Regions from separate parts of the Mus musculus genome. Here region 2 is linked to region 1. Evidence: chromatin loops called from intact Hi-C (ENCODE). Cell type or tissue: heart. All regions are shown on one strand. Each heading gives the region's core, and the rest is flanking DNA. Links, peaks and the distances in the headings are about the cores only. Region 1 overlaps Rmnd1 (required for meiotic nuclear division 1 homolog). Region 2 overlaps Syne1 (spectrin repeat containing, nuclear envelope 1).

Evidence for each region. Peaks named below come from ENCODE experiments on the same cell type or tissue, not always from the same donor. Only the 100,000 strongest peaks of a DNase experiment are listed, where the experiment ranks them.
Region 2: a loop joins it to region 1, with 4 times the contacts of the local background. A loop is called at or near these places in 25 of 42 quality-filtered maps.

What each region holds. Positions count from the first base shown.
Region 1 is chr10:4,396,129-4,411,903 of GRCm38, forward strand. Rmnd1 (required for meiotic nuclear division 1 homolog) reads right to left here. Exons shown (of 13, transcript NM_025343.6): 9 at 15,539-15,603; 10 at 14,585-14,661; 11 at 11,677-11,797; 12 at 7,746-7,862; 13 at 7,041-7,373. The coding sequence ends at 7,341. Among named protein-coding and RNA genes, the nearest start is that of Zbtb2, 16 kb to the left of the region's middle. In heart, for the core only: a CTCF peak has its summit at 8,945 (motif pointing right); a DNase peak (open chromatin) is centred at 9,623; H3K27ac peaks cover 1,218 bases.
Region 2 is chr10:5,153,434-5,169,208 of GRCm38, forward strand. It overlaps Syne1 (spectrin repeat containing, nuclear envelope 1), which reads right to left. Exons shown (of 146, transcript NM_001347711.1): 97 at 15,254-15,445; 98 at 8,901-9,035; 99 at 8,019-8,128; 100 at 4,188-4,326; 101 at 1,031-1,162; 102 at 430-585. Among named protein-coding and RNA genes, the nearest start is that of Gm51757, 170 kb to the right of the region's middle. In heart, for the core only: a CTCF peak has its summit at 8,326 (motif pointing left); no DNase peak of the experiment used is centred there.

The sequences.
Region 1 (15,775 bases), core at 6,065-11,064:
GTGATGCGCATGCACCAGGCACAGGAAACAAGAAGGAAAAGGCTTTGCATTTGCATCTGGTCTGGAATTGTGCTATATTTTATACATTGTTTAATCTCTTAAACTTCATTTTTTTTTATTTCCAACAGGGATAAATTTATCAAGATTGTGTGGAGTAAGTCAGTACAATATAGGGGGTGATTATCTAGCACAGTACCTCAATAAATGATAGTGTTCATTAATAAACTTCTGAAATAAGTGATTTCTATATAAACAACTTCATATTATATATACAATAAAGTTGATTTTTCTTTCCATGTGCAGTCTTGTTAATTTCAATTCTGTGTGTGTATGAGAGAGAGAGAGAGAGAGAGAGAGAGAGAGAGAGAGAGAGAGACACACACACACACACACACACACACACACTAATCCAGCTAAATAGGATGAGAGATATATCCAAATTAGAACAAAATTTTGTAGGTTGTCCCATATACCTTAGGCTAGTCTCAAACTTACTATATACCCTAGTCTAGTCTTTATGTTTAAAACAAAGACATTTTTTAGCCCGTGTGTATCAGTATTCTTTTTTTTTTTTTTTTTGGTTTTTTTGAAACAGGGTTTCTCTGTGTAGCCCTGGCTGTCCTAGAACTCACTCTGTAGACCAGGCTGGCCTCGTACTCAGAAATCCGCCTGCCTCTGCCTTCTGAGTGCTGGGATTAAAGGCGTGCACCATGCCCAGCTGTATCAGTATTCTCTTACAAGTATTTCTGTATACCCTTTATGTACTTGGTGCCCAGAGGCCAGACGAGGGTGTCATATCCCCTGGAACTGGAGTTCAAGATCGTTGTGAGAAGCTGTGTGGGTGCTGGGAACTGAGTCTGGTCCTCAAAGCAGCAAGTACTCTTACCCTGATCTTCTCCTGCCTCATTGAGCTTCTGGTCACCCTGTTGCACTTCCCAAGTGTTAGAGGATTTCAGGTTCATAAAGCCTTTGCCTGGCACATATTCAGTAGTTCAAGATTGGTTTTATTTTCTTCCTCTGCTGGAGATTGAGCCCTGGGCCTTGTGGAAAAGTGCTGTATCACTAAGCTACACTCTAGACCACAAGTGTTTTAAGAAGTGAAATTTTTAGATTAAAAATATATAAGGTTTATTAGTTATGTGTATGAATATCTTACCTGTGTGAATGCATGTGCACGATGGGTGTGTCTAGTGCCCTTTGGGCAGAAAAGCATTGGGTGTTTGCAACTGAACTTGGGTCCTTTGCGAGAGCAACAAGTGCTTTTAACTTCTGGCCCTATCGATTTTATGAGGGTATTACCTACATGTGTGCACGTGTACCACATGTGTGCCTGGTGCCCCAGGTCAGCCTCGGAATGCCCTGGTACAGGAGTTACAGATGGTTGTGAGTTGACTTGTGGGTGCTACAAACTGACCTGAAGTCCTCACCCGAGGTAAGAGTTCTCTTAGCTGCTGAGCCATCTCTCAGTGCCCTGCATGCCCTCCCCACCCTGTCGAGGCAGGGTCTAGTGGCCCAGGTTGTCCCGAAATTTACTTTGTAGTCTAGGATACTGTTGAACTCTCCTACCTCGACTTGCCAAGTGCTTGGATCACAGCTCCAGTGCCCTGCTGAAGTACTAATGTAGTTATTCAATAGTACATGTTTTTATTTTATTTTATTTTTGAGACAGGGTCTCACTGGTATCCCTTGCTGTCCTGGACATGTAGATCAGGCTGGCCTCAAATTCAGAGACCCACTGAGTTTAATCCCTCCAGAGCACAGGGATTAAAGATGTGTTCCACTTTAAAAAAAAAAAAAAATGTGTTCCACTAAGCCCTGGCTGTGACTAGAATTTGTAAATGAAAATCCCAAGATTGTAAGAGTGCTACACTTTTTCAACCAATTGATTATTTTTTTTCTAAGCCTCCTGTAGCTCCAGCTGGTCTAGAGCTCACCTATGTAGACAGGAATGACCTGAGCTGTGCTGCTCCTGCGCCATCCTTCTAAGTGCTGACATTCTAGGCGTTGCAGCCAGGGCTGTTGGATGTGGTACTGATAATAAAGGCAGAGCTTTACGTTAGTAGGCAAACACTCTGCGCTGGTGTATCCTTATCCCACCAGTGTTTTGGTTTGAGGGTGCAGGTGTGCTCTAGCAGGAATCTCCTGAGTGAGCTACAGCTCCCTGTTGGTGATCCCATCTGGTAGCTGGCATTCTGTTGCTGTTTGGCAGTAAGGTAAGGTAAATGCATTTCATCTATATTTTCCACCCGTGGGTTTTTTTTTTTGGAGGGTGTGTGTGTGTGTGAATCCCACAGTAAATGAGACACATCTGTACATCCTCTGATAATATTTTTGTTTGTGACAATAGCTGTTGATTGGTAGAATAGAAGTAATTTTATGGGGAGGTTTCTCCCCTCTCCATCCAGCCCATATAGTTCCTGAATAAAAAAGACAAACCTGGTATTTTTATTAACAAGTTATAAGCTTAAATGGGCAGGCTCCTAAGGAATTTATAACACAGCCCAGCCATAGGCCCTGTGAACGTTGCCAACTGAGTCTTGCTGAGTTTGCTCTTGATCGTCCACCCTGCCTCATGGTTGTCATCTTCCCTGCCTTTCCCCCTAGTGATTCCTACTGAGGTCCTCTACTCCATGTCAAGCCCTGCCTTCCTCTCCTGCCCAGTCACAGCTTCTAGCCTTTTATCATCCAGGCAGAGATTATGGGAGAGCATTCTTGACAGCACATTGGCCAATGCAGCACCTATGTCCAGACTGCAACCTGAACTTGGACACAACTCAGCATTTGGATTCACAGCACACAAGACCAGCCCCAGGAGAGGCATCATGCTTGTGGCTCTGTAGCCATTGAGGCAGGGGCTAAGAGGAGGGGGTCTGAAGACTGGTGGGCCAGTTCTTGCAGGATTTTCACATTTCTGGGACACACTGAGGAGAGAGAGGGTCACAAAATTAGAGGACTTAACTGCCATGTGGTGCCTAGAAGGAAAACTGAGTGATCAGAACTCAGTCCTCGTGCCTTTATGTGAAGATCAGTCCTGAGCTAGGAATGGTTTAGATTTGAATGTAGCCCATTGCTTTTCTTAGTTTGCCGCCCTCTGTAAGACTTCAGCTGATAGCAGCCAGCATCCCCTCAGCCTAATCTCTTCAACAGCAGTATTTAAAGATGGTCACTGTTATAAGCAGATTCCAGTTTTGTATGGAAGCAAAGTTAGACATTTAAAAGCTTATGTGTTTGTTGTTTTAAAATTCAAATGGTGATATCTGTTTAGTCAGCTTAGTCCCTGTCCCTAAAGCTCATTGCCTAGTGGTTTCCTCTTGTCTTCATTGTCTGTAAGCTTTGCAAGGCAGTGGGGCACCTGTCTCGGTTTTCCCATGACTTCTTGAAGAAGAAGTTTCCCAAGAAGTTGAGAGTAATATATATACACAAATTTGTAGCCAGGTGGTGGTGGCACATGCCTTTAATCCCTGCACTTGAGAGGCAGAGGGCAGCCTGGTCTACAGAATGTGTTCCAGGACAGCCAGGGCTATAGAAGAGAAACCCTGTCCTGATCCCCCCCCCCCCCCCCTGCTCAAATACAAGAAAGCACCGTAATTAGCTCACGTCATAAGATTGATGGGCCTCATGTAGAGATGCCCTAAAAACTTTTCTTTTTTGAGCTTACTCTGAAGAGATAGTCTGTTTTATATTTGAGGGTTTTTTGATAATCCCACAAGAACAGAACCATCAGTTAAGCATCACCAATCGGATTAAAAGACTCAGTGTTAAAGCACTCCTGTAAAAGTTTCAACGGGGCTGTTGGTCTCTAGCTCTGATCTCAACATGGCTGTCCTGTGGGTTTAGAGATGAGGCTCAGCTGGCAGGAGTACCTGCTTAGCATGTATGAAGTTCCGGGTTCTGATAGCCAGCATTGCACATGGTGATGGTAATGAGCTTGAAAACAACCTGCAATCTCTGGCACCACGTTGAGGAAAAGTGGGAGGAGATCCTGAAAATTTGGTTTCTTTTTAACCTTGTATTGTATGTGTATTAAGCATTTTGACTACATGTATGTATATCCTGCATGCCTGCCTGGTTCCTGTAGAGGCTAGTGGATGTTGTAGCGTCTCTTGGAACTGGAATTAATACCCCCAAGTGCTTTTAACCATTGAGCCATCTTTCTGGCCCCAGAATCACAGACTTCTGTCCTTGGATTATATTCATAGTTAACTTGATCATAACTTAATATTGTACTAACCACTGACTTCCCAGCAGCTTGAGTTTTTGGTTGGTTTTTTGAAGCAAGATCCCAGGCGGGTGGCTGTCAATGTTCAAATATGCTGGTCTTACCTGGCCAAAATTACTGACTTAGGGTTTTACGTATACTAGGATGCACACAATCGCTGAGCTACATCCCCAGTGAGCTAGATCATTAGCAATCCACTTCAGGGCTGGAGAGACGGCTCAGAAGTTAAGAGCACTGGCTGCTCTCTTCCAGAGATCCTGAGTTCAATTCCCAGCAACCACATGGTAGCTTATAACCATCTATAATCAGATCTGGTGCTCCCTTCTGGCCTGTAGGCATATAATATATTCATAAATAAGTTTTTAAAAGATTTTATTTAGCCAGGCGTGGTGGTGCACACCTTTAATTCCAGCACTTTGGAGGCAGAGGCAGGTAGATTGCTGAGTTCGAGGCTAGACTTTATTTATTATAAATAGGTATACTGTAGCTATGTTCAGACCAGAAGAGGGCATCAGATCGTGAGCCACCATGTGGTTGCTGGGATTTGAACTCAGGACCTTTGGAAGAACAGTTGGTGCTCTTACCTGCTGAGCCATCTCACCAGCCCATAAATAATCTTAAAAACATATATACATATATGTACATTTACATCACTTTCGAGATGAGAACACAGGGTCCAGAGAGGGGTCTTGACTTGCCAAGTAGATGGAAACACTAAAGCAAACATGAGTCTGTTTGGTGTTACCCTTGACTTCTCATGGTGATACAAATGTGATACAGTCCAGGCGCACAAAGGCTTTAGTTTTTGGTTTTGTTCTTGAGGTACTAAATCTAAAGTTGCTTGCCTGCTTTTCAGTTTCTCAAGACAGGGTTTCTCTGCCTTGGGTGTTCTAGAACTTACTCTGTAGACCAGGCTGGCCTCAAATTCAGAGATCCTATCTGCCTCAACCTCCCCAGTGTTTCGATTAAAGCCGTGCACCACCACCACCCACCAGGCTAAAGTAGTTTTTCTTTTCTTTTTTTTTTTTAAAGATTTATTTATTATATGTAAGTACACTGTAGCTGTCTTCAGACACTCCAGAAAAGGACGTCAGATCTTGTTACAGATGGTTGTGAGCCACCATGTGGTTGCTGGGATTTGAACTTCAGACCTTCCGAAGAGCAGTCGGGTGCTCTTACCCACTGAGCCATCTCACCAGCCCTAAAGTAGTTTTTCTTAATGAGCATGTTAGTTAGATGTCATAATGGGTTGCACTGTGACAGTTACACTAGCTAAAAGATTTGTTTTGCTTGTGTATAACTAAAAATTTTAAATGCTTAGTTGAAAAGATACTGATTTTTGCTATCACACTGAAAGTCTATCATTACTGCTTTTATATCGCCACCTTTAAGTTGCATAATGGATGCAATATATTAAAACATTTGTCTATCATGGTCCATTGAAGTACAGAACCATTCTCATATTTCTTTCTTTTGCTACTGCTTTTGTATTTTCCCCATAAAACTTTATTCAAATAAATGTTTATGAAAATCTGCTTGTTTTTTGTTTTTGTTTTTGTTTTTTTTTGCAACATTTAAAAATGTTAACTTTTGCTGGGCAGTGGTGGTGCACACCTTTAATCCCAGCACTCAGGAGGCAGAAGCAGGCAGATTTCTAAGTTCGAGGCCAGCCTGGTCTACAGAGTGAGTTCCAGGACAGCCAGGGCTACACAGAGAAACCCTGTCTCACAAAACAAAAGTTGTCAGACCTTCTGGCACCATAGTTTTTCTGCCTTACTAAAATTGTTACCATTTCTGTTTAGATAATAGCACCTGTCATTTACTGGAATCTGAAGTCAACGTTTTTGGTAACACATCTCTTAACAGATTTTCTGGTCTTGTTCAAAAGGCTATACTCACCAATTTAATTGTCCTTTTACTCAGCTTGTTTGAAGCCTTAAAGGCTGTTTAAATGCAGCCGACCTATGTAGGGTAGCTGAGAGATGCTGCTGTTTTTACACTCACAGCAGGCTTGTGACAGCTGGCTCATGCTGCTGCTACTACTCCTTGGGAAACTTGGGTTCCCTTGGGTTATAGGGATTGCAGTGGGGTCCCCAGCATCTCTGCAGAGAGCTGGAAAGAAAGGCCACACACTCGCCTTGGCAGTACTAGCAAGCACAGCATCAGCAAGATGTCACTGAATGTGTATTCTCTGGTGTAGTCGGCCAAGGCACAAAATGAATGCTCCATTGTAGTGTATGCAAAGCAGTACTGGATGAATGTACACACACACACACACACATGAACAGTGGGATCTTGGCAGAGTGGGGGGGGGGCAGAGCTATGACTAAAAATATGACTAATAATTACCATGAAGGTAATTATGTCCTTAATTGTATGTGTTTGTGATATGAGTGATCCATGAGACATGCACATAATACAGTATGTTTGTAGGGAGACCGACTTTGTCAATGTATTACTGCCAAAACAACATACATTTGTAACACAAGTGTTTGTATGGCTTGTAAGCTAGGGCCATGATTCCAGAGTTTTAAGAATGGTATCGAGTGGCGCACTCCTTTAATCCCAGCACTCAGGAGGCAGAGGCAGGTGAATTTCTGAGTTCAAGGACAGCCTGGTCTACAAAGTGAGTTCCAGGATAGCCAGGGCTACACAGAAACTCTGAAAACCAAAAAAAAAAAAAAAAGAAAAAAAAAAAGAATGGTGTTGAAAGTTGGCCTAGTCATTCTTTTTCCTTTAGAACTTTGAGTATATTGACCCAAACACCATACTCTGAACTCTTTCTTATTCAGGTAGCAACATAATTAAGAGCTGAAAGGATCATTATGTCATTTGTGTTTTATTTTGAGACAGTTCTGCTGTGTTATTGTTGGCCTCAAACTGGGCAGTCTGCCTCTGCTTTTCCAGTGCAGAGATGAGTGCGTTTCCCTGTGTAGCCAGGGCTGCTCTGGACATCAGGATCTGCCTGCTTCAGCTTCCTGAGGTTCTAGGTGTGTCCCCTGCGCACTGACAGCCCCTTGACTTAGAGGGTAGAGTAAGAGTCACCAGTAGTGAACGCTGGCTTTGCTGGTTCAGAACTTGACTTCTCTCTTGCCAGTGTGGTGCTTTCATGATCACAAGGTCAGAAGAAGACTCTCCCCAGCTCAAACATTACCTTAGGAAAACACAGAGCGAGAGTTACTACTTCTTGTGGTAGAACTGAATTTCATTTTCTAAGAAAAAAGGGGCTTTCCTTGGTCCACAAACCCCTGGTGATTCTTCACTGTGTCAGGCTGACATAAGTAACAGCATAGCAGTGAAGGCCATTGACTGAAGACTGCGGTTAGTGATGTGGCCCTGCCTTCTCACAAGACTGCAGGGCTGAGGCTCAGGTAGCCGAGTAGGTGTTAGGCTCCACGTGGCAAACTAATGAAAAGGAGCCAATGCCGTCTTTAAAACTCGGGACCTCACTTACTGCATTTGCACACTAGCCTAGTCATCCGATGCAAGTACTTGGGAGTAGAGCCCGGGCGGGGCTGCTGCTGACCTCAATGGTGATGAGGATGACGATCATCCACTCCAAGCGGAGTGCTCGCTTCTCATTGAGGTGATTCCGCATTAGGTCTGTTAGTTCCATGCAGTGCTGCAGTTTTTCATTCATGACCTGCAAGAAAGAGAAAACAGGTAAGATATGCTAGGTCATCAAATTCTTATGCTTAGTCCTCTAAGATGACCAGCGGTTAGCAAAGGGTGTTTAATGACTCCATCTAGAAACCTTTTTGTAATGCAGTTTTGTTTTATTGTGTATGTTTATGAATGTACATGTGCATAGATGCCTGTGGGGCCAGCTTGTACTAAGCGTTTGTGAGCGAGCTATATGGGTGCTGGGATCTGGTTTGTTTTTTTTTTTTTTTTGGTTTTTCAAGACAGGGTTTCTCTGTGTAGCCCTAGCTGTCCTGGAACTCAGAAATCTGCCTGCCTCTGCCTCCTGAGTGCTGGGATTAAAGGCGTGCGCCACCATACCCAGCCCCGATCTGTTCTTTTGAGAGAGTTTCTCTGTACAGCCCTGGCTTCCCTGGAGCTCCCTCTGTATACCAGGCTGGACTCAAACTTTGCCTGCCTCCTGAGTGCTGGGATTAAAGGCGTGCAGCACCACTGCCCGGCAGATGCTGGGATCTTAACTCTGTACAGGACACACTCCTAATCAAGCCATCTCCGCACCCGCTTATTTTGAGATGGGGTCTCATGTAACCTAGGGTGGCCTTAAGTCTTCTTGCTACCACCTCCAGGAATGCTGGTATTCCATGGGCCACCACATGAAATCAGTGCTGGCTACTGAACTTGAGGCTTCATGCTTGATGGCAAACTAAACTACCAGGTCAGTTTTATTTCTTGGTCCCTTTGTATTGCAGTTTAAAAAGAAACCCTGCATACTAATCCATGACTGATGGATGTTTAAGAAATAGCATTTTGTTACGGGAACAAGAAACTTTATTAAGCATGACAAAGACTGATTTGGCACTTTTCCTCTCTCTCTTTTCTCTATGCTCATACCCTTTCTCTCTTTCTCTGTCCCCCATCCCTCCCAATGGCAACTCCTCCTGGCCTCAATTCCCAATAAACCTGCCTTTAATATGATCTTAAAAAAAAAAAAAAAAAAAAAAAAAGACTGATTTGGCACAGGGGCTAAGCTAATAAGGCTTTTTACTCAAACATGTAGTACCTGTAACAGAAACTCACCACTAGATGGCACCATCACTAGCTGAACTGGCAAAGGTTCTCGGTTATGACGCCTTGGATAAGCTGGAGTGGGGTATGGATGGGAGTTGCACCAAATAGCATCTGACTTTAAACCTGGATGTGAGTGTAGCTATCTACCTTCTTAGAACCTGTGCACTTCTGAAAGCTGTAAAGTCGGAACATTTATAGTTAGTGAGTGCAGGTTTGGCCAGTATGAGCAGCAGTCTAGGCAGGGATTCCATGGTGTAGCATCCAGATTTCCAGTATGTAGCATCATAGCAGGTCATATTCAGGGTTTGGCACAGAGCATTTAACTGCTTTACCAATTAGGGTCAACACACAGAACACAGCGGTTGATAGAATCACATTGTAGCTTCTAACCTATAAATGTCAGGGTGGCACTGCGGTCCTTTGTGGTCTTTGTCCACTGCTTAGTCTTGGCCTCTGGTGTGCTCATCTTTTAAGATCCTCTCTCCATTTCAACTGTACACAGCACAGAGAGCATGCTCCTCCCCAACTTTACTGCTTTAACAGCAATCTGTGCAGTGTTCCTGTAACAACGTTAAAGACTCCTGGGGCCTCGAGAGAGCTCAGCGGTAGGAGTGTGACTGCTCCTGCAGAGGACACCCAGGCTGCTCCCCAGAACTCCTATCAGCAGTTCACAGCTGCCTGTGACTCCGCACAGACACACATAAGACAGATAAGGAGCATTCCTGGAGGTGAATATTGTGAAATCTCAGTCCTGGAGCAAAGGCAGGCGGCAGATTTCAGAATCTAGAGCCAGCATGATCTACATAGCAAGTTCTTGGCCAGCCAGAGCTACACTGACCCCATCTTGAAACAAGAAGTCCCTTGATGATTAAACTTAAGTTTTCTTTAGTTCAAAGCTGGATTAGCCTAAGCCAAAGCAGTTTCAGACTCAGGAGACTAACTGCTGGTTTAGTGGATACCTAAGAATGTCAGTACAGAGAGCCTGAGATCACTTGGAGACCCAGGAAGGGAAATGCAGCTAGATGAATCCAGTAAGAATTTCCAAGGAAAGGGAGAGCAGAGGTCAGGAAACGTGGTGGTGGTGCAGGCAGCAGTGTACAGCCCTGAGCTCACGGCTAGATCCTGACCAATTCATTAAGCTTACGTGGGAACAGGCCAATTCTAAGAGGGGGAGCTGCCTACATCTTGGTGGCAGTCATACTCCATCTCATTGTAATGACTATTATAACAAAGCACACCAAGAGACATCAAAGGGGAAACTAGAATACTTCAGTATGGCTGCACCTAGAAGCTTGTCACAAGGGGCTTTATTTTCAGAAGTGGAGACAGCATTTGCATCGCATGCGCCTATTCTAAGCATCCTAGTCTGAGAGACCTCACGGAACCACTTCCTCCCGCACAGCTCACTAACCCCTCCGCAACACGCTACTCGCCTGCCAGCCACTCCATACTTAGGGAATCAACATCCTTTTGAGACCGGGTCTCATGGAACCCAGGCTGGCTTCTAACTCACTCTGTAGCCAGGGTCTTATGCGGATATGTAGGTCAGTGTTTATGAAGTAGGCTGCTAAAAAGTCAGCAGGCCTCCCGACTTGTTTTAAACAGAACACAGCAAAAAGGATGAGTTGCCTGGGCCTGTAAATAGGCAGTGAGACACTGCCTCATGTGTTCTCTAGCACTGCCTTACCGTGTACACAATGGTTAGTAGGTGCCCTGTGCAGAAGCGTCTGTGGTAAGGAGCTGAAACCTTAGTGTATGAGCCGCCATGTGAAAAGGCAGGAAGCCGGTCCTTCCCAGGCAGGCAGGCCGCAACTGCTTGCAGCTCTATGAGAGGCCCTGGCCCAGGAAACTAGGACAAAGCTGCTGTCAGCTGCTAGTTTTAGGGAAACTGTACGGCAGTTAGCTGATGCCAGTGCTGGAGAGGCCTCATTGACACACAACTCTGGTCTCTCCCTCACATCTTCATCTTCAGCCTGTGTACTCTCCAATCAGGAAAGCCATACTTGTTTCATCTGTCCAGACAACCTGGATTAGCAAATGTCTCAGACATCTGGAATATGGAACTACTACAGAGGAAGACTGAAGTTACCCTCTAGTGTCTATAAGGCATGTGCACATCTACATGTATATATACAATGAACACAAGCAAGTATCACACCACATGTAACATGCAAAGGAAAAATCATGTTTAGCTACTTGGGAGGCTGATGCAGGATTCCCAAGTCCAAGGCCGGCCTGGCAGTACAGTGAGATGTCTACTCTCCAAGCAAACAAGGAAACAAGCATTGAAACCAGGGAACTCTCAGGAGTGAACCTTTGACACAGAAAGCTGAGAAGTGGAGCCAAATGTGACTCACATCTGTAACCCAAGAACTAGGGCTAGGACAAGAGGAGCATGGGGCTTGAGGCCAGCCTGGGCTACAGTGTGGTATTTTGTATCTAAAACTCCTCTTGTAACCATTATGTTTTATACCTTCCTTCAGGTGGTCAAGGCTGTCAGGTTCTTATCTCTAGTCCAGCTTGGTCTTGAGAGCAACTGTCCTGTCTGTCTCCTGAGAAAGAGAGACTGGAAAGTGACAGCAGAGAGGACACGAGGAACTGGTAATCCAAAGAGTATTTCTCCAAATGCTGAAAATTTCAGCTATACTAATTGTAGCAGAAACCCTGCCCAAGTGTAGCCCTGGCTGTCCTGGAACTCTGGCCTGCTTCTGCCTTCAGAGTGTTGGAAATATAGGCATGCACCATACCTTAACTCTTCGCGTGATGCTAAGGAACTGGCAGGTCTTGTCATAAAGCTCTTCCAGGTTTGCTCTGTCCCAGTAGAAGTCAGGGGTGATCAAGAAATCTGAGCTCAGGTTTATTCGGTGCCTAAATAAAAAAAGGACAGCTTAGCTTATTTATGGTGAATTAAATATCAGCTACTATTTAGCCCATATTTTCATAGTGTCATGTGAGCACTCTTAAAAGTAACTTCAAAAAATATGGGGGAAGTACCTGTGTACCCTAAAACAACACCAGGATGAAATAAGGTAACACAATAAGCCTCACTTTTCTTACCTGCAGCTCTCCTATCTCACTCATTGACCACCTTTAAGGTCCCTCTATATCCTTTCAGTCGTTACGCAACCACAAGACAGGCAAAAATACACTAGGTCCCTTTCTGCTAGCTTTGTAGGTTAGCCTGGCCTGGAACTTACTATGTAGCTCAGGCTAGCTTGGCATTGGCAGCTTCAGTCTCTAGTGTATTAAGAACATTAAGGTTTGTGTGTGCTACCGCACTGGCTGACTTAATTTTTACCTATCCTTTTGTGTCAGATGTCTGAGCTTACTTTAAAATTGATGCTGCACAGCACACTTGCTGGTTTTGTGTGTCAACTTGACACAAGCTAAAGAGAGGAAAGAGCCTCGGTTGAGAAAATGCCCATGAGATCCAGCTGGAAGGCATTTTCTCAACTAGTGATCAAGCAGCGTGGGTCTAGCCCATGGTGGGTGATGCCATTCCTGGACTGGTGTCCTGAGTTCTATAAGAAAGCAGGCTGAACAACCCAGGGGAAGCAAGCCAGTAAGCAGCACCCTCCACAGCCTCTGCATCAGCTCCTGCCTCCAGGTTCCAGCCCTGCTTGAGTTCCTGTCCCGACTTCCTCCAACGATGAACTAAATGATATGGAAGTGTAAGCCGAATAAACCCTTTTCTCTCCAACTTGCTTTTGGATCATGGTGTTTTGTAGTAACAATGGAAACCCTAACTAAGACACATAGTAAAATAAATACAAGTAGCTGTTCATTCTTTAAAAAATATGTTGGATACAGTGGTGAGTCTGTTTAACCTACCAAACAGTTCCAAACTCTCTAAGGATGGCTTCTCCATGTACAGATTTGTATATATGTTTATGTTAAGAGAAATAAAAATATTTTTGCTATGCAAATGGAATAATGCCATATAATAATTTGCAACTTTATTTTTTGTTTTGTTTTGTTTTTTTTTTTGTATTTTGAGACTGTAACCTTGGCTGACCTGGAACTTACTGCAGCATATACAGGCTGGCCTTTGCTTCCTCCCACCACATGCACCACTGTATCTGGTAATTTTTAACTTTTTTAAGACAAGGTCTCAGCCAGGCATACTGGTGCATGCCTATAATTCCAGTACTTGGAAGGCAGAGACTGGAAGATTTCTGAGCTCAAGGATAGCCTTGTCTACAAGGCTGATTGAGAAGAAAGAGTGTGTCTCTTATAATCTACCCTGGTCTCAAACTTTCTTACTAGCTTGAGAATCATCTTGAACTTCTGATCATGCAGTGCTGGGGATCCAAGCCAGGACTCTGTGCATGCTAGGACTGTGCATGCTAGGACTGTGCATGCCAGACAGACTTGCTACCAACTGAGCTGCACTGCAGGACCGAGACCTAACTTTTTACCTAAGAGAGTTAGCTTTGTTTCTTTTCACAGATCATTACATCTCTTTTTAAAAAGGGGTTTATTTTTATTTATGTGTGTGTAGATCTATGTGTCTGTGCAGATGTGTGCGTGTGTGTTGTGCGTGCATGTACACATGTCCTTAGAGGCCAGAAGAAGGTGTCAGATTTAGAGTTGGAGGTACAGGTGGTTGGGAGCTGATGTATTGGTAACCAGACTCACGTCCTCTGGGAGAGCAACAAGACTCTTAATTGCTTTCTAGTCCTATTCTTTCTCTTTTAAAAAAGAATTATTAATGTGTTCGTGTATGGTGTGTGTGTTTGGTGTATGTGTGTGTGTGGATGGTGTGTGTGCGGATGGTGTGTGTGTGTGGATGTGTGCGTGGGATGGAAACATGTAGAGATTAGAGGACAGCTTTGTGGATTGCCTCTGTGTTTCCAAGCTTTTCCTTGGGTTCCTGAAATCAAACTCTGGTTGTCAACTTTGCTGGCAAGCGCCTTACTAATGAGCCACCTGCTGGCCTGTCACACTCTGTAATAATACATAAGAACTTTCACTGTAAAGATTTAAAAAACGGGGTAAGGAAAGTCAGGCTTTGTAGAAACTATTCAATTTGAGAATTAAATCTATTTAGACCTAACTTTTGAGTTTGGGAATTATACTTTGCTTATAGATTATGCTTGTATTAGAGAACAGGGGAACACAATCTCTCCTACGTCTCACATACACAAAGTCTGTGTGGCTCTACTGTTGGATGTTCTTGATGAATGCCCTATGGTAAGAAGCACAGATGCTGAAATGCTGGGCCTCCTGTGGTGGGCATGTCGGATGACAGTTCTCAGGAAAACATCTACAAGGAGCTTTGAGCACTTCACTCAGAAGGAACTGGATGACACTGTCCAGGGAGACCTCCGCAACCAGGATGCATCCCTCCAAAGACAGGAACGCAGCACAGTTGAGTGACAAGCTCGTCTCAGCTGCCTACTGTGCAGCGTCAGCCTCAGTAAAGAAGGGTAAAGCTTCCTGCAGCCATTGTCCTGCTTTCTTGGGGGTCTTGTGCTGAGTGACAGGCTTAATGTAGATGAGTTCTGCTCTTGTGAACCCATCAGATTTCCCGACAGTCCTAACAGAGCCTGGCTGCTCCTCATGGGGGTGGGGGCTCGGGGGGTAGAGAATGGTTTTCCTGCTTATTTCCTTTTGTCTTAAAGGAAATCCTTCATTTACAAGAGAACAATTTACCTGAGGGCAAAGAGCTCACCCATTTTCTGCATAACTTCTTTATGAGACAGTTTGACTTTCTTCCCAGCTTTTAATGCCTGTTTGGGAATAAAACAAAACAAAAACCCAAAAACACATACACAATGGTCCTTTGTGGGTCCCATGAGCTGCAGTCAGAGAGTATTAAAACCTGCACCCCTTCCAGCAGGCACAGTTCCCGTTATTCTACAAACATCACAGCAAACACTGACTTTTTTTTTCTTTTTTCATTTTTTGGTTTTTCGAGACGGGGTTTCTCTGTGTAGCCCTGGCTGTCCTGGAACTCACTTTGTAGACCAGGCTGGCCTCGAACTCAGAAATCCGCCTGCCTCTGCCTCCTGAGTGCTGGGATTAAAGGCGTGCGCCACCACGCCCGGCGACTTATTTTTATCTGAGTATTTGCTTGCATGTATATCTGTGCGTCACATGAGTGCTTAGTTCCAGTGAACACCAGAATCGGGTACTGGGTACCCTGGAACCGGGGTGACAAGCAGGTGTGAGTCCCCATCTGGGTGCTGGGAACCCAGGTTACCTGCAAGAGCAGCAAGTGCTCTCAATATCCGTCTCTGTAGCCCCGCTCCTTATCTTACCTGTAAAGTGGGTTCTCCTTCCCAGGAATGATTGATCCTATTAGTCCATTCTGGTAAAAACCTGGGGCTCTGTGAGTGCGCGACAAGCGCGTCCCCACTGGGCTCCCCCCAGCAGTGCTGGCCCTTCCCTGAATGACACTGAGAGCACTGCAGTCACAGCAGAGTCATCTCAAGTCACAGCCAATGTGGGATTCCTGGTCGTTAGCTCATCGCTTCGTGTGTAACTGAAAGTGTCTTACTACTAGTTACTATTTATATTCAAATATGCATATTATTATGCTGAGCAATTAGTACTTCCCCCCAAGAAACCAATTATTGATAAAAAGCAGAGAGCTGATATAATTACCTCTGGAATGGACTGAATAGACTCAATAAATTTGTCCAGGGTTGCTTCCCAAATAGCCAGCTTCACTGGGGAAAGAGGAAGAGGAAAGTTTTCTTACCATCAAGTTCACAGAGTGCTCACAGAGTGCACAGGGCCTCTGTTGCCTCTCACTAACAGGCAAATGCGCAGCTGGGCATGGAGCTCATACCTGAGTCCTGATGACTTCGAGCCTGACCCCGGCCCTCTAAGTATGGCTCA
Region 2 (15,775 bases), core at 5,359-10,358, 760 kb after region 1:
TTCGAGAACTTCTATAGGTCACAGGTAAGTTGTTCTAGCAGAGATTTTTCTCAGAGACTTTATATCATTATATAATAAAAATATGCATTGCTAAAAATTAAATTAAAAAAAATAAATGCTGGTTAGGAATTCAGTTCTTATAGTTTGTGTTTCATACAGGGAGGATTTGAAATGTACAATAACCCAGAGTTCTCCATTTCTCCTCCTCTTGAACTCACATTAAAAAGTTATAAAAATGCATATCATACATGTCTTTGAGAGCTTTTATGTTTAAAAAAGTCTGTCCCACACTATTTTTCTTGGAAACACACCATAGCATTTTATTAGAGCTGTCTTGTTCTTGGTATTCCATATTTGTAAATATAATTACTCGTTACTAATTGTAATTGCTTTGAGATTTCATGCATGGACAGAAATTGCCAACCTTACCTCCTGGTTGAAGAGACAAGCTTCTGTTTCTTCTGGCAAAGGTGCCGTGGCTACAAATAAGCGCTCCTCGACGTCATTCAACCAGGTGGAAGTGGCTGAGACTCCGTCATATAGCTTCTGCTCCAAGTGAATGCTCTGTCTGTCTGTCCCTCCACTCTGGGGAACACAGAGAGACACGCAACACGCAGAAGACAATCAGTCTCCATCCAGGTGTAATGCCACAGACCTGGAACCCCAGCTCTCGGGAACTGAAGACAGGAAGATGAGGCAGTTAAGCTCATCCACAGCTGAGAAGTGAATCTGAGGGCAGCTTTGGCTACAAGAGACCCTGCCTCCACCTCTCCACTCCCAACTCATCTTTTAGTCGTCATCATCATCATCATAATAATAATAATATTAATACATTTCAGTATTTTGAAGAACTATAGAGAAATAATGGAGCAAACGGATATTCAGGAATTAGCACCTGTAAGCTCCAGGACTCATCACTAGTGCTAGGCCTCAACAGTCATGGGCAAAGATGAAACAACTTTGCAAAGTTCAGATGAACAAGTCCCAGAAAGACAAGACCAAGACAAGTACAATGATGGCCCAGGCATACCTGTGATGACGCCTCCCCGAAGGCCTGGCTCAGCCCATCCAGCAAGGACGTCACTGAAGTCTTATCCTGAGTCTGTGCTTCCCCTCTGAATGGAAGTACTCCTGACAGGAGTCTGTTCGGACTACTGTAAAGCTGTGGGCAAACAGGGGTGGCTTACTTAAGAGTAGGTGAGCCATGCATAGTTTTCCAAGTTGGAGGTACACACAAAGTAGGTTATTGGAAGCCTTGTCCAGAGAAATGGGAATTCTACCATACAGTACATCACTGTGTACAGTGGCCAGATCTAGTAACAACCATGATTTTTAATGATGGAGTAGGGAAAAAAATAATGGTAGAAATATCTGAACTTTTGTCTCAGCTACCCTGAAAATTTCTTCCTTGCTGTATCTCTGTCTTTAGAGAAATAAGTCCTCCTAACTCTCTGCCGGACACCAGTCTCCTTTCTTTTAGTATTCACCTCTTCTCTTCTAACTTCTTTTAGAATCCTCCCCCACAAGGACCATCTGCAGTACCAGCATTCAAATACGTTGGAGATGTCCCCCAATGAAAGTTCTATGGCTTTTCAAAAATACTTCACTCTCATTTGATCGTTTGATTGATTGATTGATTGACTGATTGACTGATTGACTGAGTCTGACTATCCATCATCTCGTGAGAATTTCAGGCCACTCCATCCTGCAGTTTGAACATCTCTTACTCGGCATATCTTTGTCTCTTCATTGCTGCAGTCTTAAATGATTTATCTGTTATAGTGGGTTTTCACCATTATTTTAACTTGCTCCCTTTTGGATTCCTGTTTGTGGAGTGGGACCTCCCATAGCTACTTATTTCCTCAAGAAAGTGTGAAATAGTTTCTGGGTTGGGTTACAGATTTGCAGAAGGTAGAACAGTATTTAACCCCAAATCCATAAAAATGCTTCTGCCAAGGGGGCATTAACTTAAATACTCTACAAGTAAAGAGATGAAGAAAAATCCCATTGGAGAGACAGAATCCACTGACCCCTTGAGCTATTTAATTTCAGCGCCCCCCCGCCCCCCGCTCGATTGTGTTAGCTTTTTCACTTGAGAGTAGTAAGTATATCTGATGTATAAAGTTTCCAGTCAGCAGTTGTGAAAAGGAGAGACTTTGAAACACACATATCTATACCCCAGTTCCAGCATTGCTTCTTCAAGATCATTAGATCCTGAGACTGCCATCTCCCTTTCCTAAGCCAACATTGTCTACAAAGTGAACATAAGGCCTCTCACATCTAAGTGTTGCTAGACATGCTAAAATCTAAGTGTAAAACAGGCTTCTCTCCCCTTGACAGGGGCTCTGGACCTCTTATCTACTTCCTGTTCACTCTTCATGCCAGAGGAAAACCAGTGGTTCCCAAAAGGAAGTTTCCTGATGCAAAACAGGCTGTAAAATAAAATGGACAGCTGAAACTTTCTACTTGTAAGATGAAGGTCAGGAATATGAACCCAAACTTGGACAACACCCAGGTGTCACAGAAGCATGATGGTAGGACAGATGGAAAATGCTGGATACCAACACTTACAGGAAATGCAGTTCTCCACAATGAGGTATGTCTTCAGTGCTAGTCATGCGGGTGCTATGGCCTGAGTGGACAATTAGTGGAATAGTGGGCTTAGGCTTCTAAGGGGCAGGAATCTTTTTAGGTGCTTACATCTCAAAGAATGGAAAAATACTGTGGCATGAAGGTAAGCTGGAAGTCCGACATCCTGAGGTGATCTACCTCAGGAAGTCTAGCTCCAGGTGTGAGAAACATTTGACTAGGGGTGTAAGGAAGGGTTCAGACAAAGATTGGAGGTCTGTGCAAAAGACATTGAATATCAGTGTCAGAATGAAAATGATTCTGGCACAAAAAAAAAAAAAACAAAAAAACAAAAAAACCCAAGAATGGCGTGCTATCAGCCAGCGCTGATGGCAATTCCTGCAGACTCGTTGGCCAGAGGAGTGCAAAGAGCAGAAAGTGAAGCCTGCTAGGAGGTTTTGGAAAACGACTCTGTCAGAAGAAATGCGACAGTCTGTCACCACAGACCATCTCTGTTCACTGATTCGTGTCATGTTGCCTGCCTTGACAGTTCCTGTCCATCTCTGTCTAATTATCACCCTTTCCTGAACAGCTAGCTCCAAATGATGACAACAGCAGATTTTTCAGGACCAACAGTAAAGACTCTAGGACTTACCCCACTGGGGAAAACTTGCTGTCCTCCAGTGAGCAAGGCAGACATTGCTAACTCATTGCTGAGCCCTGGGACTCTGCCCCGTGCCCCTCTGAGCCACAGCCACTGTAGGCATCAGGCATACCTAGATTCCTGGCTTGCTCATTACCCCCTTTAAACTCTCCAGTTCCTCTGACTTCCCCCTTGGTTTCCAGCCTCTGCAAAGACTGAACCAATAACTATTACTTTTCTGGAACTTTCTGTTGCCTTGGATATTGTGTGCATGATGGAACAGAGCCCAATATCACACGATATCCATCCCAGGAACCGGCCTTACAGATGGGCCAGCTAACTGCCCTACCTGACCATCAGCTTCTTTTGTTCTCAAGACCCTCTAAGGCTCCAATATGTTTCTCATTAAAACCTTCTGAAAGCATTCAAGACTGGAAGTAACAGTGGGAAGGGGGCAACCCAGCAGTTAAGTTTCAGATTTGTGGAAATCCTTTTTGATATGTATACTCTAGGTTTGAAACCATAATTTTCAAAGTTGAAAATTAAATTGGACTTTTGTGGTTCATGCTAATAAAAAATCAGATATTAATCATCTTTGGGAAAAATATAGAAATCAGATAAATTTTCACATACAAAGACATTGTGGGAAATGTGAGGCATGCCTTGTGAAGCAAAATACAAAATGAATAACTTGCCTTATACTTATCTCAGAATTATATAATTCATTCATTATACTGATTATTATACAGTTCTACTCCCATAGCATAAGCTGTGTATCTCCTCTATCAGTTAATATATTAAAGCTAAACAGGCAGAGCAAAGGGGTTCATGCTCGCATGCCCAGTGCCTAGGAGGCAGCCGTCCTAGGAGCAGGCAGCCCTCAGCTACATTGCAAACTCTAGGGCAACATGTGGAGCAGGAGACCCTGTTTCACAAGCCCAAAGGGAAACAAAGAAATGAAGAAAATGTTTGATACCACTTGTTCTTGCTCCTGTTCCAGAATATTCTGTAGTAGCTTCTGCTTGGCACTAAACTCTTGGTGTAGGCTTTCCCACTTCACTCTCATCTGGTCTTCAGCAATCCCCAACTCCTGGGATAACACATCAGGTTTTTCACTATTAGAAGAATAAACAGTCTAAGTTTACAATGTGTGCAAACCGGAAAAAAGAAAACAGAAAAAGAAAAAGAGGGGGAAGAAAGGGGAGAAAGAGAGAGGGGGAAGAGGGAGAGAGAGGGGGAGAGGGAGAGAGAGGGAGGGAAAGAGAGGGAGGGAGGGAGAGGGGGAAGGGAGGGAGAGAGAGAGAGAGGGAGAGGAAGAGAGAGGAATGGAGAGAGGGGGAGGGAGGAAGGGGGAGAGAGGAAGAGAGAGGGGGAGAGAGGGAGAGAGGGAGAGGAAGAGAGATGGAGGGAGGGAGAGAGAGGGAGAGAGAGGGAGGGAAGGAGAGAGAGAAGGGGAGGAAGGGAGAGAGAGAAGGGGAGAGAGGGAGGGGAGAGAGAAGGAGGGAGAGAGAGAGAGAGGGAGGGAAGGAGAGAGAGAAGGGGAGGGAGGGAGAGAGAGAAGGGGAGGGAGGAAGGGGAGAGAGAAGGAGGGAGAGAGAGAGGGAGGGAAGGAGAGAGAGAAGGGGAAGGAGGGAGAGAGAGAAGGGGAGGGAGGGAGGAGAGAGAGAAGGAGGGAGAGAGAGAGAGAGGGAGGGAAGGAGAGAGAGAAGGGGAGGGAGGGAGAGAGAGAAGGGGAGGGAGGGAGGGGAGAGGGAAGGAGGGAGAGAGAGAGAGAGGGAGGGAAGGAGAGAGAGAATAATAGACTGATAATCTATTTGATATTAACAGACCTGACCTCAAAAATTATAACATGATTATCTTACTTGTGGGCTTATACCTTAAAACATGAAAAGTTAAAATAGAAATACTGAGACTGTAACATATTTTCTTCCTACATCTAATCATGAACACAGGAATATTAAAAACACATTGAAAATGGCTAAGCATGAAATAAACTATAGTATGATCATAGACTAGGATCCTTTGATAATCAGCCTATAAATTGGTTCAAAATTGAAAATTGTTAGCCTAATGAGAACTTTTACCATAAAGAATATACAGGATATTCGGGCCACGCTGTAGAGGGACAGGAGATGAGGGGACAGATGGAAGATGTGCCTTGAGGAGGACGGCAAGAATCCCAGGTCCATTTAAGGACAGGAGGGACCCCAGGTCTATCTGAGGCTGGGAGCAGGCATGGGGTGGGGGTAGGGCGATGGTAGAACACTTGCCTAAGCATGCCTGGGCCCTGGGTTCCATCCCCAGCATGCAGAAAGCAGGAACAGGAAGCCAAGTGCCTATGACAGCGGTTAGTGCTGGAACTCAGGGTAACCTGGGCCACATCTCTCTGAGCCCCAGTTGTCATGACATTCACATGCTACACAGTTTTCAAAGTTAAATAGAACATACTTGATGCCTACAGCTCTATGTGATGAACGGCTACCATGTGGAGGTTAATGGTCTGCCTGTTGACATACATTGACCTTAAAAATTAATGTTGAAAAAATGCCTCTAATTGAATGTTGTTTAAAAACAAAACAAAACAAAACACACTTTCAATAGAAAAGAAAGGAGTTTGAAACTTCATATGAAATGAAATCTCTTTATTATATTTTCTTCTGCGTTGGTTACAATGGCCTCATCTCCAGTGTTTGCATGAAAATTCATATCGAGCCAAGGGAGTAGTTACCATTTGTATTCTTATACTTCACCAATGACACATATAAAAATAGCAGCGAGTTAGTTTTACATCAGAAATTCTCTTTTCATTTCTCATGGGGGAAAAAAATTTTTTTTAATGTCAATGAATTCCAAGCTGGTTTTCCTTCTTAGCCTTAGAAATAACCGGGAACTTGACAGAAGGTGTGAACTGGACTCAGTTACACTGAAGGGCGATTTTTCTTGACAGAAGGTGTGAACTGGACTCAGTTACACTGAAGGGCGATTTTTCTAAGGAGTTTGTATAACCATTGAAGAATTCCGAAGTGGTTCAAGATCTTGAACCACTCTTTTAAAGTTAATCTTCACAGAAAGCTACCATGCAAGACAGATTTCTTTTTACACGAGTTTAATATTTGAAAGAGCAACTAAAGCAACTTGTAGATGTTTATCTGTTGTCTGGGCTCTAGCCAACGCTGAAGGCCAAGGAGAAGGGAGCAAAAAACAACAGCAACATTTTTTTTTTCTTTTTAACCACAAGAAACTTGCACAAGATTCCCATAGCTCTTTTGTGGAACCGACTGTCTGCCAAGCAGACGGCACTCACTAGCTGTCTCCTTCTCAAAAGCAGAGATATAAATAAAGGGCTTGAGAAACTGTAGATGTGCGAATGCCTCAGAGCTGCTTAGTGGGTAGTGAGAGAAAAGACACGCTGCTCTACTAGCCTAGACGAGCGTCCCCTTCATTTGGGGCTTTGCTGCTGATGTATTTTAAAGACCTTATCACGGATCTTTCTAAACTTGGTGGACGGTAGCAATTATTTCAGCTTTCACAGATTTGGGGAGACCTAAATGTCAAAACTACGCATCCCATAATATCTGCAATATATCAACACTCAGAATCACGGAGTCAGTGTTGAGTAAACTACAAAAACACTTTAGTAGCCACATCTGTTATCTCCAGTGATCCATTTGAATACAATGTGTTGTTTCAATTCACAATGTTCCTCAGCTTCCACATGTAAGATTTCTGATACCATGTTGTAATTTTTTTCTTGATGCTAGTAGGTACTCCTGCCTTTTCAATTATTTGACATTATAAATAATATCTTATAACATCTTTCTAACATCTACTCTTTTTTATATTATTTTGCTGAAACAGGGTTTAGAATCAGGAAACAAAGCACAAGGAGAAAGAGCCAAGAGAAACAAGCAAAGACTGCACTCAGACACTCAGGTCTTTACTGACCCCTAGGAACAAAAGGTGCTTCCGAGCTGGGTGGTGCTGCACACACCTTTGATCCCAGCACTTGGGAAGCAGGGGCAGGTGGATCTCTGTGAATTTGAGGCCAGCCTCATCTATAGAGTGAGTTCTAGGGAAACCAGAGAATACCTGTCATGGCAAAAACAAATAAAAGGAAAGGGTTTTCTTTGTATCATTATCAAAACATTTTGTCTTGATGGTTGCTCCGTATTATCATAACTCTGTAGGTAAGCAAGCCAAGACACCCAAGGTCCGTGGTTCAAGTCACAGGCATACCCCACTGGCTGTAGCCCTGTTACCTTTCCAGCTTGCAAATAAAAACCTCCTGTTGAGAAGTCTAGTCGAATATTTCATCTTTCTGTATGTAAGACTTTCAAAGTGTCCATTCCAATCCTACTCCCCAGGATAAAAAACTTTATATGTAGGGATTATAGGAAGAAAGCTGTTTGGAAGTCTACCACTTAGCCTGCATATACATCCTTTTTATTATTATTTTTACTTCTTAAGAATATTCTGCAGGAGTTCTCAAGAGGAAAACACTCTGATTAGGTATAGTCATCAGTTGGAAATATCACAGATGTGATTTGATAACACATTTGACTCAGAAAATGATATGTGTGCTGGGCCTCCAGGAAGGCAAACTCATTAGTCATTATCAGCAGCCATTTTTCTATCTGCACAGCAAAATGCTTGGCAGTGCAGAGACATTTAATATCCTAAAGTGAATGGGGGGGGGGGGGGGGCGGTGTCAGTGCCTTGTGTGGAAAGTAACTATGGAGCAAGGTGTTCCGTTTTTTTCAAATGACAGAGAAACACGAGAAAAGGAAGTTGCAATTTCAAAACATACCCAAGGCCACCTGAACCTTCTGCGGTGGAATGTTGGGTTAGAATCTCCTCTCCACGGCTAGCTACTGAGCGGAGGAGGCTCTTCTGCTCGGCCAGCTCCTGTTCGAACTCCTGCACAAACGCAAACGTTATGGTCACTTCAGAGAGCAGTTGATGGTGGCTGTCACCGTCACTGCTTCCTTTCCTCAGAACGTAAGGAGGGCTCTAATAACTGTAAATCTGAGCACAGTTTAGGCAAATACTCTTGTTCTGATTAAATATACTGAAAAAGCAACAGGAACAGAAAATTTTTGCTGGACAACAGCGCCCTCATGTGGTGAAATATATTCTTTCCTTTCAAAGTCAAAGCTGTCTCAGACTAGCCAGGACAGACTCCTTACAAACATCAGTTCAGGACAGTTAAACTTGATTATCAGCCAATCTGAGTTGCGTGCACTCACAGTAAGTGAGTTTACACTTTGACATGAGAAGGTACTTATGTATTCCTTTTACACTGAGTTAGTTTCCTTAAAAAAATTAATCGACTGAAATCATTTGTATCACATCCATTTACAATTGGGTCTTGTGAGGAGTCTACTAGAAAATAGGAAACACATTTCATTTCTTTGGGGAGAAAAATGCATTTCAGAGCTTTGCCCATTCTCAGAAGCCTTGCTGGGGCTTTTGTGTTATAGTAAAATAGAAGCAAACATTGCATCAAAGAACTACTCAAGACCCATATCCATGCTGGGATGTGGATCCCAGGCCTGGCCTGGGTTCCGTTCCCAGCATTGAAACCAGAACAAAACAAAACTCATGTCAACAAAACCTACGGTCACAGAAACACTGCCCGCAAGCTCTGCTCATGGCAGAGATGCCCACAGGAAGGTGGAAAAGGCTTTACTTTTTGCTGCTGGAGGCTGCTCTGCCGCTGGTGGGTCCTTGTGGTGCGGGCTTGTGCCAGCCATTCCTGCACGCCGGGGCTCTGGGTGTCTGTGAAGTCAACATCGTTCTCCTCTTTCTCTTGTGTGACTCCCTGCTTTGAACAAGATAAGACAGGAATCAGGGGCCACACTGAAAAGTTGTTTCTCTGCCGATGAAATGAGCCAATTCAAGCCAAATAGATTATATGAAGTGTAGGTTTATTGGGAGGCTGCTCTGGGGCGGGCGAGTTCTCTGGCCCCAAGGAAGGAGGAGAGGGAAGTTGCCATTGAAAGGGAGACAGAGGAGATGATGGTAAAGGAGAGAAAAAGTGTGGGTGTCAGAGGGAGGAGGAGAGAGAGAGGGAGAGAGACTGAACAAGGAGACAAAGAATGCTGGATTATACAGTGGAATGGTGCCCAGCCCCAGGGCTGGAAAGTTTAGGGTTGGGGGAGGGGGAGGAGTATGTCAGGTAGGGACTGAAGGATGCTGGGAGAACCTGGAGGCCAGGTTTGCTTTGGTACCTACACTATGCACCTCAGTCCCTTGTCCTAGGGTTGAAACCACTCACAGGAAAACCTCACCTCACTGGAAAGACAACTCCTTTGGTGTAGTTGGGATAATGACTTCATCACCATCATTGCACTCCATTAAAAAAGTGATGGTGACACAAGACTTTGAGACTTTTAGGAACAAGAGTAAGCAGGTGATTATGTCCAGGGTTATTTCTAAGGAAGCCCATTTTTCCAGAGTAGTCTTCAAGTATTATTCTAAATTTTTTCCACATAAATATAAAACTCAACCCTTTTATGAACATATTAAAATCACACAAAGGTAAAATGCTACCCAGATAATCATTACATGTCAAACTTTGTTGTCCCTCCTCTAAAAGCTTCGCCCGGCCAACATTTCTCTCATGTTATCTATCCAAAATGGGCACAGTAGCAAGTCCTTGCTTCTTAAACAGTTTTTGTTTTTTTGTTTTGTTGTTTTTGTTTTTTGTTTTTTTTTTAAAGGTTATCAACCAAAGAGATCAACACCTTTGAGAAACAGTAAATCCACGGTTGGGTTCACATTCTAGAATTCAAGAAGAGCAAGACATGAAGGTTAATGCTGGCTGTGGACTTTGGCTGGGTACAGGGCACATGGGAGAATAGGAAGGCATAACTGCTCCTTGTGTCTGTTAGGTCTTGAGGGCTCTGCCAAAATCCACAGTATTAATCTACCCATGGATTAAAAATCGGGGTGGACAACTGAAAAGAGGTGGAACAAGGAGAAAAGCAGCCCACCGGGAAAGGGTCATTAGTGGCATTTGAAGGGTACTTTTTCTTTCCTTGCCTGAGTTTTAAAGCTTTGCCTTGCCCTTAAGCCATGATATCTTTGCCTTGCCACTATCATTAGTAAGTGTGTCATTGAGTCAAACTTCTGAAAACACAAAGCAAAAAAACCAAGTCTCTCATTCCCTAAAGTTGTCTCCATCAGTCATTTTGTCACAAGGCGGCAGAGCTTAATAACTTGCAGCAAGGGCTTCCAAGATGGCTGAACATCCTTGGCTTCCCCACCCCCACCCGCCCCAGCCTTGCCTCTTCAACTCTGTTTTCAAGAGTTGCAGGAAGTGGTCAACCTCGGAGGGGGCTGGGGCGATAATCACCGGGACACTTCAAGAGGCAGGAAAGCCTTAACTCACCCCAACCCCGACAACACTACACTCATAAGGAGGCAGCACTAACTGGATTCAGGACATTAAAAAATTAAAATTAAAAAAGGACATCAAGTTGGGAGAGATGTTATAAGGGTCCTGGGACCTGCTGAGGAGGGGAAATAAGAAGCAGACATGATCGACACTGTACACTCTATGTATGTCTAAAAGTTTCAAAGATGAAGCAAAACTGTAAGAAGCTATAAAAATTAAGAATATAAAAATGCTTATAAAATAAATTTATAAAGAAAGTAGAAAATGGCTCCCAGCTCCACCTATGAATCTCCTAAGACTTGAATTAATTCTAGGACTCTTGATTTTTGAATGTATGTTATTCAAAAAGAGCTAATTATATACGTCTGTATAATAAATAGTTCCCAGTAGCCTGGAGGCAAAGGCGGGTGTATCTCTGTGAGTTGAAGGCCAGTCTGTTCTACACAGTAAGTTCCAGAATAGCCTGGGCTACATAACAGAGAAACCCTTTCCTCTGATAGTTGCCCCCAGTATTAAATAGCTCCTGTCCAAACAAGAGTCTTTCAGTGCCATTAGAATTAGCAAAATAAACTGGGTGACAGTGGTGCATGCCTCTAACCCCAGAACTCAGGAGGCAAAAATATGTGGATTTCAGAGTTCAAGGCCAGCCTTGTCTACAGAGTGAGTTCTAGGACAGCCAGAGTTACACAGAGAAACCGTGTGTGTGTGTGTGTGTGTGTGTGTGTGTGTGTGTGTGAGCCGGGGTTGAGGGGTACAGGAGAATAACATAGTCAAGTGTCAGCTAACTGTGGGCACAGTGCTTGCCATTCTACAAATTCAAAAAGTGTCCCTGGGGGTTTTAAGGGACTTGGTGTGATAATTACAAGTGACAATCCCAAAACATGCTGCTTTCTCCCTTCATCTCACCCCCCCCCCCCCACACACACACACACACACCCTCACCATTTCCTTGCTGCTTTGGGAGTTTGGCTAGGGACGAAACAAAAAAGCAGTCACTTATCACCCAGACAAACTTCTTGCCTTATTCTAATGGGATGTCGAAGGCCCACCTAGCCTCATGCTTCACACTGAGACCCGCTGAGGATTCAGAGCCTGAGTATATGAAGAAATAGATCAGATTATATATATATATATATATATATATATATATATACAGTTCACCCTTTAAATACATATGATGCATGAGACACTGCAATTGCAGCTCAGAGTTCTATGCGAGAAGCAACCAGAGAAGGGCCTGGGTCAAGACCCAGATAGCTAACAAATGCACCAGCAAGGCTGAGTTAAGTTGGGGGAGGGAGTGGGGGGGCAGGAGGTAAAGGGACAGAAAGTGATGGGAAAGGCTTGCTAGGCTGGTCTGTGAGCACTGTCAGAGGGGAAGAAGTTCAGGGAGCATGGAAAAGTAGAAAACCTGGCACAGATCTAGGGGAGGGCATCCCAGAACTGGAGAACAGCTACGACCCCCTATGGCCCCAGTGTGGCCCTGTGAAGAGACGTAATTGAGAACCAGCATGGAAGAGGCCTTTGTGGCTAGAGTCTGGTGAGGCATCTACCTGGGTCATCTTGCTATCAACCCTGAGACCAACCCTTCCCCGTCCCTTGCCCCAACCCCAAGTAGGAAGGCAGATAAGATAAGAACTCAGCCTTCCAGTTCTGCAGCTTACACAGAGGCTCTGCCTTTCCTCGGAGTCCTGCACTCTTACCCACTGCTCCAGGGAAAGAGCGTTGGGTTTCTATACTTGTGTTTTCTTTCCTGCAATCCCATGATTCATAGTTGTGCTGGCTAGTTTTATGTCAGCTTGATACAAGCTAGAGCCATCTGAGAGGAGGGAACCTCAGTCAATCGAGAGAATGCCTCCCTAAGAAAAAGCTGTAGGCAAGACTATGGAGCATCTTCGTAGTAGTGATTAATATGGGAGGGGCAACCTGCTGTGAGTTCTCTCGAGTGCTATAAGAAAGCAGGCTGAGAAGCTCATGCAGAGCAAGCCATTAATCGGCACTCCTTCATGGCCTCTGCATCAGCTCCTGACTCCAGGGTCCTGTCCTGAGTGAATTCACGCTCCCCACGATGAAGTGTGATTCAGGATACAGAAGCCAAATAAACTCTTTCCTCTCCAAGTGGCTTTGGTCATGGTGTTTCATCACAGCAATGGACACCCTAAAACAATGGTGGACTTAATGAGATGACAGACTACATCTTTATCTCTGTACCTTGGTTTGACCACTCTGTGGTGAAGCAAGCTATCAACATGTAGAAGATGGGGCTGGAGAGATGGCTCAGCAGTTAAGAGCACTAACTACTCTCCCAAAGGTCCCGAGTTCAAATCCCAGCAACCACATGGTAGCTCACAAACATCTGTAATGGGATCTGATACTCTTTTCTGGTGTGTCTGAAGACAGCTACAGTATATATATATATGTATGTATATATATATATGTATATATATATATATATATATATATATATATATATACATATATATATATACATATATATGTATATATATATATATGTGTGTGTGTGTATATATATATATATATGTATATATATATGTGTATATATATATATTTTTTTTTTTATTTATTTATTTTTTTTTTTTACAAATGTAGAAGGTGTAGTCTCCGACCCCACATGAGCTCCTGTGGTCTGAGCACGTATTTCCTTTTCCTTTGGATCCTGGAGAAGCCAGATCAGGTAGAACAATGAGAGTGTCCTTGGTCTAAAAGATGCTATTTGTATCTTGCAACACGTTTGGAGTAGGTGACTCATCACGTCTCATTCTCCTCATTCTCTAAGCATCCCCCCTTCCCAGGAATTTCTCCCAAAGATAAATAGTGGGTTTCTGGAAAGTAGAGGTTTAGGTGAGTGGGGCTCTAGCACAAGAGACTGGAGAACACTGTCACTGCAGAATCTCAGAGACCCTGGCTCACTCAGGCCAGGGAGACAAAGCAGATTAGATGGAAACTTTGCAGGATGGAACAAGACACACAATGGCACCTCAAGGAGCCAGCACACCAGACTCAAGTCCCCAGTCCCAGCCATTCTAGCTGAGAAAACACTGGTCCTGGCTGTCGGCTTCTTTGCCTTCTCTCTTGGGGTCCAGGCTGCTTCCTGTCTGCTGTTTAATTCAGCCAGCCTTTGTTTCCCAGAGTGCATCCAGAAGATCCCTTACAGACTCCTCACAGACCATAGGCTCCACTCACACTTCTACGTTGGTTCCCCTCCTTGGACTTCCAGTGTGTCTTGTAAATCACCAAAGACAGGTTGTGCTTGTAAAAGATGCCGATTGGAATGTGAGTTCTCAGAACCATTTCTACACAGATGGACTTTCAGGTTCTAAGAATTCATCTGTCTGACTGAGCAAGTCCGCAGCTTCAGATTAAACAAACAAATGCACAGGAAACTCGCTTAGACTGTGTGTTCTGTGTTCTGTGTTGTTATATCTGGTAAAGTTTTCTGACTCAGTCATTTTGAAAGCTAACACTTGGCCCTCGGAAAGCAAAACTGATTAAGAATCCAGTTCATACTTCAGTTCTTTCCCCCTTGGAATTGAGGCAGTCCTGGCAAGAGGAATGCAAACCTGGAGATGACAGCTTTCCCTCTGCCACAGGAGGAAGGACTCAGGTAGTTTCTGTTCCTAGAGACCTGCTGGGTAGAGCCACCAGGGATGTTTATTTTGGGAAAGTAGGGCAGTCACCACCTTTCTTCCTAGAATACTCCTTGGAAGAGCAGAACCCTGAAGATGCTAAACCCGAGATGAACCATTTCTTCATAAAGATGTTTGCTGCCTATATAGGGTGACCTTTACATTGCTCCCATCGCTGACCTGAGCACCTTATGAAGAGAGACAGCTTGCCATTCAAGAGACTTTCAAGTGTCTTTAGGTCTGCATTCCCTTGTGTTTATCCAGGAGAAATGGAGAGACTGGGCCTTTACTGATATCCATGCTGTTGCACAACAAAATTAAGTAAGAGGCCAACAGATATTACACTGACATGTATACAACAGCACTGAGAAAAACGGGTTAGGAGTGGAATTCAAGGTCACAATAAGTGCTGAGATCTGCAGGGCATTTGATTGTATGGGACCAGAGGAAGGGTATGAAGGTAGAAAAAGGAGAAAGAAAAGAAGGGAAGGGGAGGAAGGGGAAGAGGGAGGGGAGAGGAGAGGAAGGGAGGGGAAGGAGGAAAGGGGAGGGGAAAGGGAGGGAAGGGGAAGGAAAGTGAGAGGATGAGAAAGGGGAAAGCAGGGGAGGGGAGGAGGGGGAGGATCAAGAGGAGGAAGGAGGGGAAGGGGAGGGGAGAGGAAGGGATAGAAGGGGACTGGGAGGGAAAGGGGTGAAAGGGAAAGGGTGGGGAGAGGAGGGGGAGAGGGGGGGAGAGGAGGGGAGGGAAGAGGACAGGAAAAGGAGGGCACCTTTCATGCTCAGATCCACATACTGGTCAATCAATGCTAACAGCAAAGCTGGAAACCCAGACCCAAGGCAGAGTGAAAATATACATGCCGATGTGTTACTGAAACCAAGCCTGCATAGATGTGTATTCAGCTCCAACATTTCCTCTCCACTGCCACACTCACAGAGATGTATGTGGTAAGTGTGTCACAAGTGCCATGCCAGCCCAGGCTAGGTAGCCATGCTCACCTGCATGTCGAGCTGTCTGTCATGCAGGGCCCTCTGCAGCTCTCCAAGGCTCCCTTTGAGTAGCCTCAGCTTCACCGCTAGCTGCTCGGCCTCCTCTTTAGTGTGAGCCTTGCCCTCCAACAGCAGGTTCTCATTGTGCACGGACAGCTGCGACAGGGCCACCACTTTCTGTTCGATTTCCACCAGCATGTTCTGGAAAAACACAGCAGGGACAGAATTCTCACATCTTGACAGCCCCTGTTTCTAAGCACAGCCTTCAATCGTCACTTTCCACAGTAGGCAGGTATCTGGCTTCTTCTGCTTTGAAGAATAAGGTATGTGCTTGGGGAGGGGCAGGGGTGCCTACATGTCTTACCTTCTCTCTCTCTCTCTCTCTCTCTCTCTCTCTCTCTCTCTCTCTCTCTCTCTTAAGTAGACACTTTATAATTAAAAATACATTGGAAGAGTCATATGGAAAACACATTTGGCATAGTGAACAAGCACAAAGAAAGGGCTGCTGCCCAAATGCTGCTCCATTATTAG